Linked DNA regions of Homo sapiens: region 1 is linked to region 2. Evidence: chromatin contacts called from ENCODE Hi-C or POLR2A ChIA-PET data. All regions are on one chromosome and are shown on one strand. Each heading gives the region's core, a stretch centred on a gene start or an enhancer-like site at or near the end of the contact. The rest is flanking DNA. Distances are from core to core; before and after follow the strand shown.

Region 1 (5,460 bases), core at 1,323-3,822, 250 kb after region 2:
ATTGAGGAGTAACCCAGAGGGAGCAGCTGCCATTGGCAACCATCTCGTTGTAGCTCTGTCCTAGTGTTTGCTCTTGATGATGTTTACATGTGATCGCCATAAAGCTTGCTGTAGACTGTGTCGATAGCCGCCCGCACAGGGCAGGTCGTACTGTCCGTTTCTGTGCCGTGCTGGTGTTTTCCAAAAATGTCTGATCCAACCACTAAGTGGAATTCTTCCATCTCCTTCCTCAGTCTGTACAAGGCTGAATCAGAATCCCCATTCTCGGGGGCTCTGGTTACCGAAGGAAAATGCATCAAAGAGTTAAAGAATATGAGTGGATGGAGTGCAGCTAAGGCCCCCACCCCCTGCTCCGTCACAACTTGCCCCCTCAACCAAAAAGCTGCTTTGAGTCAAAAAGCACCCATAAGATACCTGCATCTGCCTTGAAATCTTGCAGCATGGAGTGTCATATGTACTCAGGAGAGAGGCAGGGCTTTGCGGGCAGGAGAAGGAAGGGAGGAATGCTCTGAGCTGCAAAGACCCAGTACTCAAGTTCTGACGTGGGAGGAGATGCAGTGAGACGTCTCTTGTTGCCTAAAGCCTGTTCCTGTTGGTTTTCTTAGAGTGATTTCTCCTAGACATGTGCAGTAGGCCCACTGGGGCTGCTGTGCAGTGGTGAGTAAAAGGGCAGGGAAGGCATGGACAGCCTGGTCCTTCTGCATGGACAGCTCAGTCCATGGCCCATCCCAGGTATAGAGTTCAGTTAATCCCATTTGAGCCTGCAGCTTAAGAGATGGCTCATCCTAACTGTGAAGCAAAATCAGCCCCAGAGGATGTATTGATCTGACTCACTGATGTCAAAATTGCAGTATTTTTTTAGCATTTGAGATTTAGCAGCTGCCTTCAGTTTGGGGTTACCCACATCCCAGCATCAGATATGATTAAGGAAAGAAATTGGATGTACAACAGCAAAGAAAGTGAATGTCATGGTTTCCCTGGCCAAAGAAGAGGGACCCTGTCATCCTTACCAATGGGGAAGAAGAAAACTAGTGCATGTGCAATATGTCAAAGTTAGTCCCCTAGTCCCTGAGGGGTTTTTACACACAGATGGGCTCCAGGTCTGCTCGTCAAGTTTGGAGGTACCGGGTAAATGGAGGGGAGCTGCAGAGTTGGAAACCCACATGCATGGATGTGTCCTTGGCCCAGAACCACCATGGGATGGGGGAGGCCCTGAGCCGGCTACAAGACACCCAGGAAGTAGGCAAAGGCTGACTTTGCATTAAACAATAAAAGCACTTTGAGAAAACCCCAACACTTCAGCCTGGGTCCGTGTTTCTACACTGGAAAATACGAGTCTCCTTTGGCTGTGTGAAGTGATCTTCTAGAGACTGGGACAGGGAGTTTGGGAATGGGGCTGCTGTCAGGTAGGAGAGAGCAGAGATGCCTTTGGAGATGTCAGCAGCAGGAGAGCCAGTGCTGGGGCCAACCCTTTGCTGGCCTTTTGTTGGAAGCCCTTGAAACAGGGAGCCATGGGTTTAGATCTTGGTACCTACCTTTACAGAAAGATGAAAACAGCCCAGCTGAGTGAAATGAGTTTGTAGAGTAAGTCACTTAACTGTAAGCCATCTCAGAATCAGAAACCCTAATGTTTCTTACTTGCTATGTGACCTTGGGCCCCTGTTTCCTCATCTACCAAATGAGAATGTTGAATATGAGCATTAAAGTCCCTTTCACCTCTGAGAGGCTCAGATCCCCAACCAGGAGCATTGGGAATCCATCACTCCTCCTTGAAACTGATTCCATTCTCTGACTTGACCCAGCTCCTGTTCAGGGTGAGGGTTCTCTGCAAGAACCAACCAGCAGTAGGTTCAATCCCACTGTGTCCTGGCTGAGTTGCCTTATCCAAGAAGACCAGCTCCCCGGGACAGATCTAAGCCATAGTTTCTAGTGGGGACAGTAAGGAATTAAACCCCCAACTTGGCTAGGTAACGATGTCAAATCTCACATTAACCTTGTCTTTGTCCCCACTGGATAGCTGTTAATCCGAATGTTGTGACCATTTGGCTGTTTCTCTCTTGTTCTCAGACAATACTAGCAATACACTTTTTTTTTTTTTTTTTAAAGAAAAACAGCTTAGGAGCTTTTCACACATTTCTTTCAAATGATTGTAAAACATATGGGGCAACAGGAGGCATTGATCGCGCTGCATATGTTTAGGGCAGCTTTTGTTTTTTGTTTCTTTAATGGTATAGCAGCAGTGACTGAGCCTTCGTGATTCCTGGGGACAGCTTTTCAGATACTCTGTTTCATCAGTATGCTTTGCACATCCGGAAGGAGTACAAAAATCCAACTGCCCAAATTTGGGGCTTGGAAAATAGGTTTTATAGGTGGTCGGTCCCTGGGCTGTGCAACAACTCCTCAAAGAGGGGTTTATATAACTAGAACCCCCCTGGGCTGTATTTTTGGTCAAAGGAGTCTCCAAGGCGGCTTACAAAAGCTTCCTTTTTCACTTGACCACCCTTGCTCATTGGTTACTTGTGAAGGGAATTGGTCAGTTTCCACCTCAGCACTTTGCCTTATCAACATGCGGTCGCCATCTAGTGGCCAAAGGTTGTCTCCACCAGCTACCCAGATGGAAGGCAAATAAATCCTTTCGGCCACCCTGCTGTCCATCGTGAACTTTGGGAATGAAATATAATGGCCTGAACGAACTGCCTTTGTGTTCAGAGATCAGTGCAACACTAGGGTCAGAAGACTCCAGAAGCAGCCACTTAGTAGACTCTCACGCAGAACTGAGAAATGCACTAGCTGTCCTGTGGGCAGAAGAGACAGGAGTGGACCAGGAGAGGTCCAGGTGCCCGGGAAGGGTTTACTGTAACTGCAATACTGGCAGCCCAGCTGCTGACCTTGTTAAGTAAACCTTTGCTGGGTGGTCCGAATTCTGCCCTCAAGGCAAGATAAGAAGTTGGGTGTAAGGATTTTGTGGGGGGCCTGGCCATGATCTTTGATATGATCCCCGAATAGCCAAATAGTTTTTTTTGTTCAATTTTTTGTTTCTGTATTTTGTATTTTTAAAATCTTGTCAAATGTTTTTGTGTTAGGAATAAAAAGTCATAAACTATTCCCAACTTTGTTTCTTGAGGGATGTTCTGATTCCAATGGAAACAGGTGGGAAATCTCAAGGGGAGCGTGGACAAGGTGGTATGTGCAGCAGGGGAATAGACTGCTTGGATTTCCAAATGGTTTCTGGGGAAGATGACCATCCAGAAGTCCAGCTTAGTGCAGTCTGCTCTGGAATTCACACCCACCCCCTCGCCTCCTTGTGCCATGTTGTTAGCATTGGCTTGGAGCATCTGCTTCTTCCAGAGGCAGCTGCTAATGTTGAAACCAACACGAGCCCTCTCCCCAACCCCAGGTTTCTAAAGAAGGTGTCTGTAGCCAGCCTTAATCAACTGGGCAAGGTGGTCCCTATGGTCCTTTCCAGCATTTCCAAATCTTGGACTCAAATTATTTTCTCTTGGTGTGACCACACAGCCTAGAGAATTCTGAGCAATAGGAGCCAGGGCTTTCCCTGACTCTGCGACAGGGTCAAACCAAGGAATGGCTAAACCTGTGAGGTTTTGTCATCCCCGGGGGTACTACTGTAGGGGGCATTATTTATTAGGAAGCTTAACAAGGTAACTACGGCCTGAGTGCGTGAGTGTAAGGCTGTGTTTGTGGTGGGGGTGTGTGTGTGTGTATCTGTGCACACATACACACGTCTGTGCCTGTGTGTGTGTGTTTGTGTGTGTGTGTGTGTGTGGAATTACATTGATGCATTTATTGAGAAAGGTGCAAGAATTTCACCTACACAGAGGGACACATCTGCTTTGTTATTTATAATAGAAAGCTAAATTTTAATTTTTTAAAGGACACTGCTAATGATTGAGAATCAAGTTTTTAGTTTTGCTATTTTTTTTAATTGGTAGAGGATTTTTATATATTTTTTCCATTTTGTTGGGTTGTGTCCTTATTTATATAAATACTTTATCCGTAAGAGGCAAGGAGGAAACCTTCTTTGCTTTTACATATTGTGGTTGTCATCGTCCCTATTTTATTTCTGGTGTGATTTCTCTGTCTTACCTTCTAAATGAGAAAATGTTTTCTTGTATTTGTACATTGTCAGATTCTATAGTTTCCTAGATAATTTAACCAAATTGCTCTATGTATTATTATTCTGTGAGTATAAAGTTCTATTTTAATGTCTGTAAATACTTCAGAACTGGCTTCTTTTCTCAAACTCCCACTGTGGGGTTATTGTTTACATCACAGAAACTGTAGAATCTCTATGCTCATGTACTGTAAATAGTGAAGTGATCTGCTTATAAATAAACTTAACAAATACACTATGGAGATTAAAAACAAAATACCACCCACAGCTTTGCCCATGTGTGTTTTTCCTTGTTGGTCCTGGGAGCTCATTGAGGGACACTCTGACCACTAAATGGGGAAGAGATTTCAGTTTTCAGCGTCACCTTCTCAGATAAGACCCCGGATGATGTCTGCTCCTCACCTCACCACACTTCTCCCTCCTTCAGAGCACTTTTCACAGTTCATAATATCCATTCGTGCCAGGCACAGGGGCTGAGGTGGGGGATCACTTGAGCCCAGGAGTTCAAGGCCAGCCTGGGCAACATAGTGAGACCCCCATCTCTGAAAAAGTAAAGTAAATAAAATATAATAAATAAATAAAATAACCATTCAGACTCATCTCACATAACAGCTGTTCCATGAACGACTTTTTGCCCTGACTTTTATAAAGCTATACCACTTTCTGAACAAAGACTTCCTTGTTTTGGTATATCAACTTTCACATAAGCACATTGAATAAATGCACTGTAGGAGGTATTTTGGCATTGTGGTTCCAGGCAAAACACTCATCAATTTGTAATTACAAAATGGTTTCTGGTCAGAGGATCTCATAGAGAGCAGGCCTGCATTGTGTGCGGTAATTGAATGAGCTCAGAACATTTTCCTTTGTGTACTTCCAGCAAGTAGGGTGAGGAAGTGGCATCTTCCAAGACTCTCAGTTGCGTGCCTGTGTGTTATTTCCTCACGTCTCAAAGGGGTTAGCCTGTATTTTGCCCTAAAGCTGTTTTTTGTGCTTTAACTTTATTTTTAAATGCCAGACACCCATAAGCCCCAAAGGGTTGAAACACTGGCAAAGAGAATTATATATAAACAAGAACAGGCTGGGCGCGGTGGCTCGCATCTGTAATCCCAGCACTTTGGGAGGCTGAGGCGGGCGGATCACCTGAGGTTAGGAGTTCGAGACTAGCCTGGCCAACGTGGTGAAACCCCATCTCTACTAACAATACAAAAATTAGCCCGGCGTGGTGAGGGGCGCCTGTAATCCCAGCTACTCGGGAGGCTGAGGCAGGAGAATCGCTTGAACCCGGGAGGCGGAGGTTGCAGTGAGCCAAGGTCGTGGCAACAGAG
Region 2 (5,277 bases), core at 798-3,297:
TCCTCCTCATCCCTTGTCTCTTGTGGTTGCCAAAAAGAGGCCCAAATAACCCACATGGCTTTTCTTCTCCTCAGTGCAACTGTGTGCCAGGCCAGGCTGCTCTGGCTCTTGCCTGCTGTCTCTCTATTCCCCTTCTAGCCCCTAGGCCTTGCTATGCAAGGAGAGCCCTTTTCCCAGTAAGGCAGCAACACCATTTTTTTTTTTTTTTTTTTTTTTTGAGACAGAATCTCTCTCTGTCGCCCAGGCTGGAGTACAGTGGTGCAATCTTAGCTCACTGCAACCTCTGCCTCCTGGGTTCAAGCGATTCTCATGTCTCAGCCTGCCAGGTAGCTGGGATTACAGGCGTGCGCCACCACGCCCGGCTAATTTTTGTATTTTTAGTAGAGACTGGGTTTCGCCATGTTGGCCAGGCTGGTTGCAAACTCTTGGCCCAGCAACAGCATTTTGAAAGATTTTTGGGAGACTGGGCATGGTGGCTCACGCCTGTAATCCCAGCACTTTGGGAGGCTGAGGCAGATAGATCACCTGAGGTCAGGAGTTCGAGACCAGCTTGGCCAACATAGTGAAACCCCACCTCTACTAAAAATACAAAAATTAGTCGGGCGTGTTGGTGGGTGCCTGTAATCTCAGCTACTTGGGAGGCTGTGGCAGGAGAATTGCTTGAACCCAGGAGGTGGAGGTGGCAGTGAGCCGAGATTGTGCCACTGCACTGCAGCCTGGGCAACAGAGCAAGACTGCATCTCAAAAAAAAAAAAAAAGAAAAGAAAAAAAGAAATATAACGTTAGCTGCAAATTTTTTAAATTTTCAAGTAGCTACATTAAGAAAATTAAAGAAGCAACTGGAATTAATTTTAATGATATCTTTTATTTAACTCAATAGATCCAAAATAATATTTTAACATGTAATCAGTATAAACATTCATCATTCATTACTTTTGTTTTGTATGAAGTCTTTGAAATCCAGTATCTTTTACACTGACAGCACATCGCATTTGGGGTTCATCATATTTCAAGTGCCCAATAGCCACGTGTGGCTGGTGACTACTGTATTTGAGCATTGAAGGTCTAGGTTACCGCAGGAGCTTTGGAATCTGACTAACAAGTCCCTGCCACCCACAAGCTCTTTCCTTTCTGAGTCCCAGTTACTGCCACCTTAAAATGATCATGAAAATAGTATCCATCTCTGTGCCAACAATGATGCCAAGTACTTAACCTGAAGGAGCTCTTTGAGTTCTCATAACATCGTTACTTGTTGATTATTATTAATAACCTCCATTTTACCAAAAACGTCTCTGAGGCTCAGAGAGGCTAAGTAACATTCCCAAGGTCACACAGCTTGACCAGGCAGAGTTAGTATTTGAACCCAGCTCTTCTAGAGCCCTAGGTCTTGACCATGCTGCCTCCCTTTCTCTCCTTTCCAACTAATCCCAGCTAGAGATGAGTATCCCCTTTTATGCTAGGAATAAATTGTTTGCTAATCTGTGACTGGAGAAGGACAAGCAGGGAGGAAACAAGCCTTTCCTTTGGTGTAATTGCCATTCTTGCCTCTTTGGACCACTCTGTTCTGTGGGAGTTCACTTTCCTCCATCCTTTAGTTACTGAAACACCCTTGCCTCTGGCCACACTGGTATGACACAGTTTCCTTGGCATGTCTGTCTCATTTCTGAGGACACACCCATGTTGAGGAGACTGTGGGAACCGGCCTAGGTTTCACGGCCACACCCAAGCTATCTCTTAGCCAGGCCGTCTCTGCAGTTGGCTGATCTCTCTCTCACACAGCTTCTTCCTGGCTGCAGTTTCGGGTGGTCATGTTCTGTCTGGCTCTAGGGGCTTCTCCTGGGAGTTCTTGCTAGGCATCAGCTGAACCAACACCGGGAAAGGGTAGGCCCTGGGACTGCGATCTCCCCATGGGGATCTTTGCTGAGAACTGGACCATGCACCTCTGGCCACCAGCTGATGTGTCCCAACACAGACCTTGTCTGGGTCACAGGTCTAGCCCATGGCTTTGGCAGGCAGTAGGGTCAGCTGGGCTTCCTGTGGTCCCTGGTTCCCCACCTGCCTTCTTGTGGTTAATATATTTTTCTTCACCCTCACCACTTCCTCTCAAGTCCGTCCACCCTCTGTAGGTAACTAATCTCATTAGTTTCTGATTTGAAAGTATGGAACGCTTCGCAAATTTGCATGTCATTTTTGCAGAGGCGCCATGCTAATCTCTATATTGTTCCAACTTTAGCGTATATGATGCTAAAATTGAGCACCAGTGTGATCCTTTTAAGCAGAAATCAGATCATGTCACCGTTGCTCAAAGGCCTCCAGTTGCTTCCTGCAACCATCAGAATAAAACCTGAATCCCTTACTGCACTCCACTTACTTTAAGACCCTACATGATCTGGCTTCTGTTTCCTGCTTATTTCCTCTACTTTATTTTTATTTTTTAATTAATTGATTTTTTGAGACAGTCTTGCTCTGTCGCCCAGGCTGGAGTGCAGTGGTGCAATCTCAGCTCACTGCTACCTCTGCCTCCAGGGTTCAAGCAGTTCTCCTGCCTCAGCCTCCTGAGGCACCTGCCACCACTCCTGGCTAATTTTTGTATTTTTTTAGTAGAGACGGGGTTTCGCTATGTTGGCCAGGCTGGTCTCAAACTCCTGGCCTCAAGTGATCCACCCGCCTTGGCCTCCCAGAATGCTGGGATTTCAGGCATGAGCCATAGCACCCAACCTGTTTTATTTTTTGACACCATCCACCTGGAGATTTATTTCCTCTACTTTATGCCCTTGTTCACCTACTCCAGCCACACTTGCCTTCTTGCTGTTGCCCTTGTGGCCAGCACTGTCCTGCCTCAGGGCCTCTGCAGGTGTCCTTCCCTAATACTTGGTGCTGCTCTTCCCTTGCTTGTTCCCAGGACTAGTTACCTCTGCCTCTCTGGTAGACATTCACATCTTGCGAAAGGCCTTCCCCAAGTACATCCCCCACCATTTTCTAACTCTTTATTTGGCTCCGTTTTAATTCATGGCACTTATCATATGTGTATTGTCTCACGCATCCATGTGAAGAGACCACCAAACAGGATTTGTGTGAGCAACAAGGCTCTTTATTTCACCTGGGTGCAGGCGGGCTGAGTCCGAAAAAGGAGTCAGCAAAGGGTGGTGGGATTATCATTGGTTCTTACAGGTTTTGGGATAGGCGGTGGAGTTAAGAGCAATGTTTTGGGGGCAGGGGGTGGATCTCACAAAGTACATTCTCAACGGTGGGGAGAATTATAAAGAAACTTCTTTTTTTTTTTTTTTTTTTTTTTTTGAGATGGAGTCTTGCTCTGTCACCCAGGCTGGAGTGAGTGCAGTGGCACGATCTCAGCTTACTGCAAGCTCCGCCTCCTGGGTTCACGCCATTCTCCTGCCTCAGCCTCCCGAGTAGCTGGGACTACAGGTGCCCGCCACCATGCCTGGCAAATTTTTTTTGTATTTTTAGTAGAGACGGGATTTCATTGTGTTAGCCAGGATGGTCTCAATCTCCTGATCTTGTGATCCACCCATCTGGGCCTCCCACAGTGCTGGGATTACAGGCATGAGCCACCGGGCCCGGCCTAAAGAAACCTCTTAAGGATGGGGGAGATTATAAAAAACATTGATCAGTTAGGGTGGGGCAGAAACAAATCACAATGGTGGAATGTCATCAGTTAAGCTATTTTCACTTCTGTGGATCTTCAGTTGCTTCAGGCCATCTGGATGTATACGTGCAGGTCACTGGGGATATGATGGCTTAGCTTGTGCTCAGAGGCCTGACATATATAATAAATATATTACATATGTAATATGACATATATAATAAATATATTACATATGTAATATGACATATGAGGATGGCGATTAAAAATAACAAATATGCAAACAAATTTTTTTTTTTTTGAGATGGTGTCTTGCTCTGTTGTGCAGGCTGGAGTGCAGTGGCGCGATCTCAGCTCACTGCAACCTCCGCCTCCCAGGTTCAAGCAATTCTCCTCCCTCAGCCTCCCAAGAGTAGCTGGGACTACAAGGGCACACCATCACACCCGGCTAATTTTTGTATTTTTAGTAAAGGCAGGGTTTTACCATGTTAGCCAGGCTGGTCTGGAACTCCTGACCTCGTGATCCACCCGTCTTGGCCTGCAAAGTGCTGGGATTATAGGCGTGACCCACCACACCCGGCAGTAAGTACTGTTTCTATTTGCATTCCATAGATGAGAAAATAGAGAGCTAGAGGAGTGAAACACTTGCCTCAGGTTACACAACTGGGGAAGGGTTGCTGGAGATCTGTCCCTAGTTCCCTGGAATCCAAGCTCACACTGTAACCAGTTGTGTTATGCTGTAGCATGTCTTTGTAAATTGGGGATTTGTTGTGCTTGCCACACATTTTATCTTTAATTATAAAGATAAAATGAGTGGCCAGGAGTGGTGGCTCACAGCTGTAATCCCAGCACTTTGGGAGGCCGAGGTGGGTGGGTCACCTGAGGTCAGGAATTCAAGACCAGCCTGGCCAACATGGTGAAACCCCATCTCCACTAAACATACAAAAATTAGCCAGGCATGGTAGCATGAGCCTGTAATCCCAGCTACTCAGGAGGCTGAGGCAGAGAATGGCATGAACCTGGGAGGCAGAGGTTGCAGTGAGTAGAGATTGCGCCACCACACTCCAGCCTGGGGGACAAGAGCAAGACTCTATCTCAAAAGAAACAAAAAAACAAAAAAACAAGCTAATGGTTGAGTGTATTTTGTGTACTATAAAGCACTGTCCAAATGTGAGCATTATTAATATTCCTGGTATGACTATAGCTACCATTTAGTAAGTGCTCACAGTTTCCTAGCCTAAGATGTATATCATTCTGTCACTCAATCCTCAGAACAACCTTGTGAAAAGATGAAAAAAACAGAAAGTCAGGAAGATGAGGTCATTTGCCCATGGTGACATGCTGGTAAACCCAGCAATCTCACTGGAGAGCTGGAGGGGTTTACTTACTGCCTCCCTGTTCCAAGCTAGGGGACACACAGACATGCCCTTGACGACCCCTTGTTGCGTCTTCACTCTCAGGTAACATATTTCTGGAATTCCAAGAGGAGTTGGAGCAAGTCTATAAGGTCTACTGTGCCAGCTACGACCAGGCCTTGCTACTGGTGGACACGTACCGGAAGGAGCCGGAGCTGCAGCGGCACATCCAGGGCATCGTTGAGGCGGTGGTGTGAGTAGAACGGCCAGTGAGCACTCGCTCCTACCCCACTGACCCGGTTCAGGAGCAGCTATGGT

The links. Hi-C counts contacts between places; a loop is a spot of excess contacts on that map. ChIA-PET counts read pairs that join two places held with the same protein, here RNA polymerase II (POLR2A). Pooled maps may share reads with other maps.
Region 1: a pooled map shows a loop between it and region 2 (2.5-fold over the local background). The contact joins two enhancer-like sites. A Hi-C loop is called at or near these places in 2 of 50 pooled maps. POLR2A ChIA-PET finds 5 or more read pairs at or near these places in 3 of 52 experiments (H1, OCI-LY7 and PC-9).

Annotation. Positions count from the first base shown.
Region 1 is chr5:149,850,624-149,856,083 of GRCh38, forward strand. It overlaps PPARGC1B (PPARG coactivator 1 beta), which reads left to right. Exons shown (of 12, transcript NM_133263.4): 12 at 1-4,399. Among named protein-coding and RNA genes, the nearest start is that of PDE6A, 91 kb to the right of the region's middle. Within about 2 kb of position 2,573, at least 4 of the 41 ENCODE cell types and tissues checked have a DNase peak (open chromatin) inside an H3K27ac peak, as active enhancers do.
Region 2 is chr5:149,604,484-149,609,760 of GRCh38, forward strand. ARHGEF37 (Rho guanine nucleotide exchange factor 37) reads left to right here. Exons shown (of 13, transcript NM_001001669.3): 4 at 5,065-5,212. It also overlaps the pseudogene RNU6-588P. Among named protein-coding and RNA genes, the nearest start is that of ARHGEF37, 26 kb to the left of the region's middle. RefSeq lists an enhancer at 1,771-1,910. Within about 2 kb of position 2,048, at least 13 of the 41 ENCODE cell types and tissues checked have a DNase peak (open chromatin) inside an H3K27ac peak, as active enhancers do.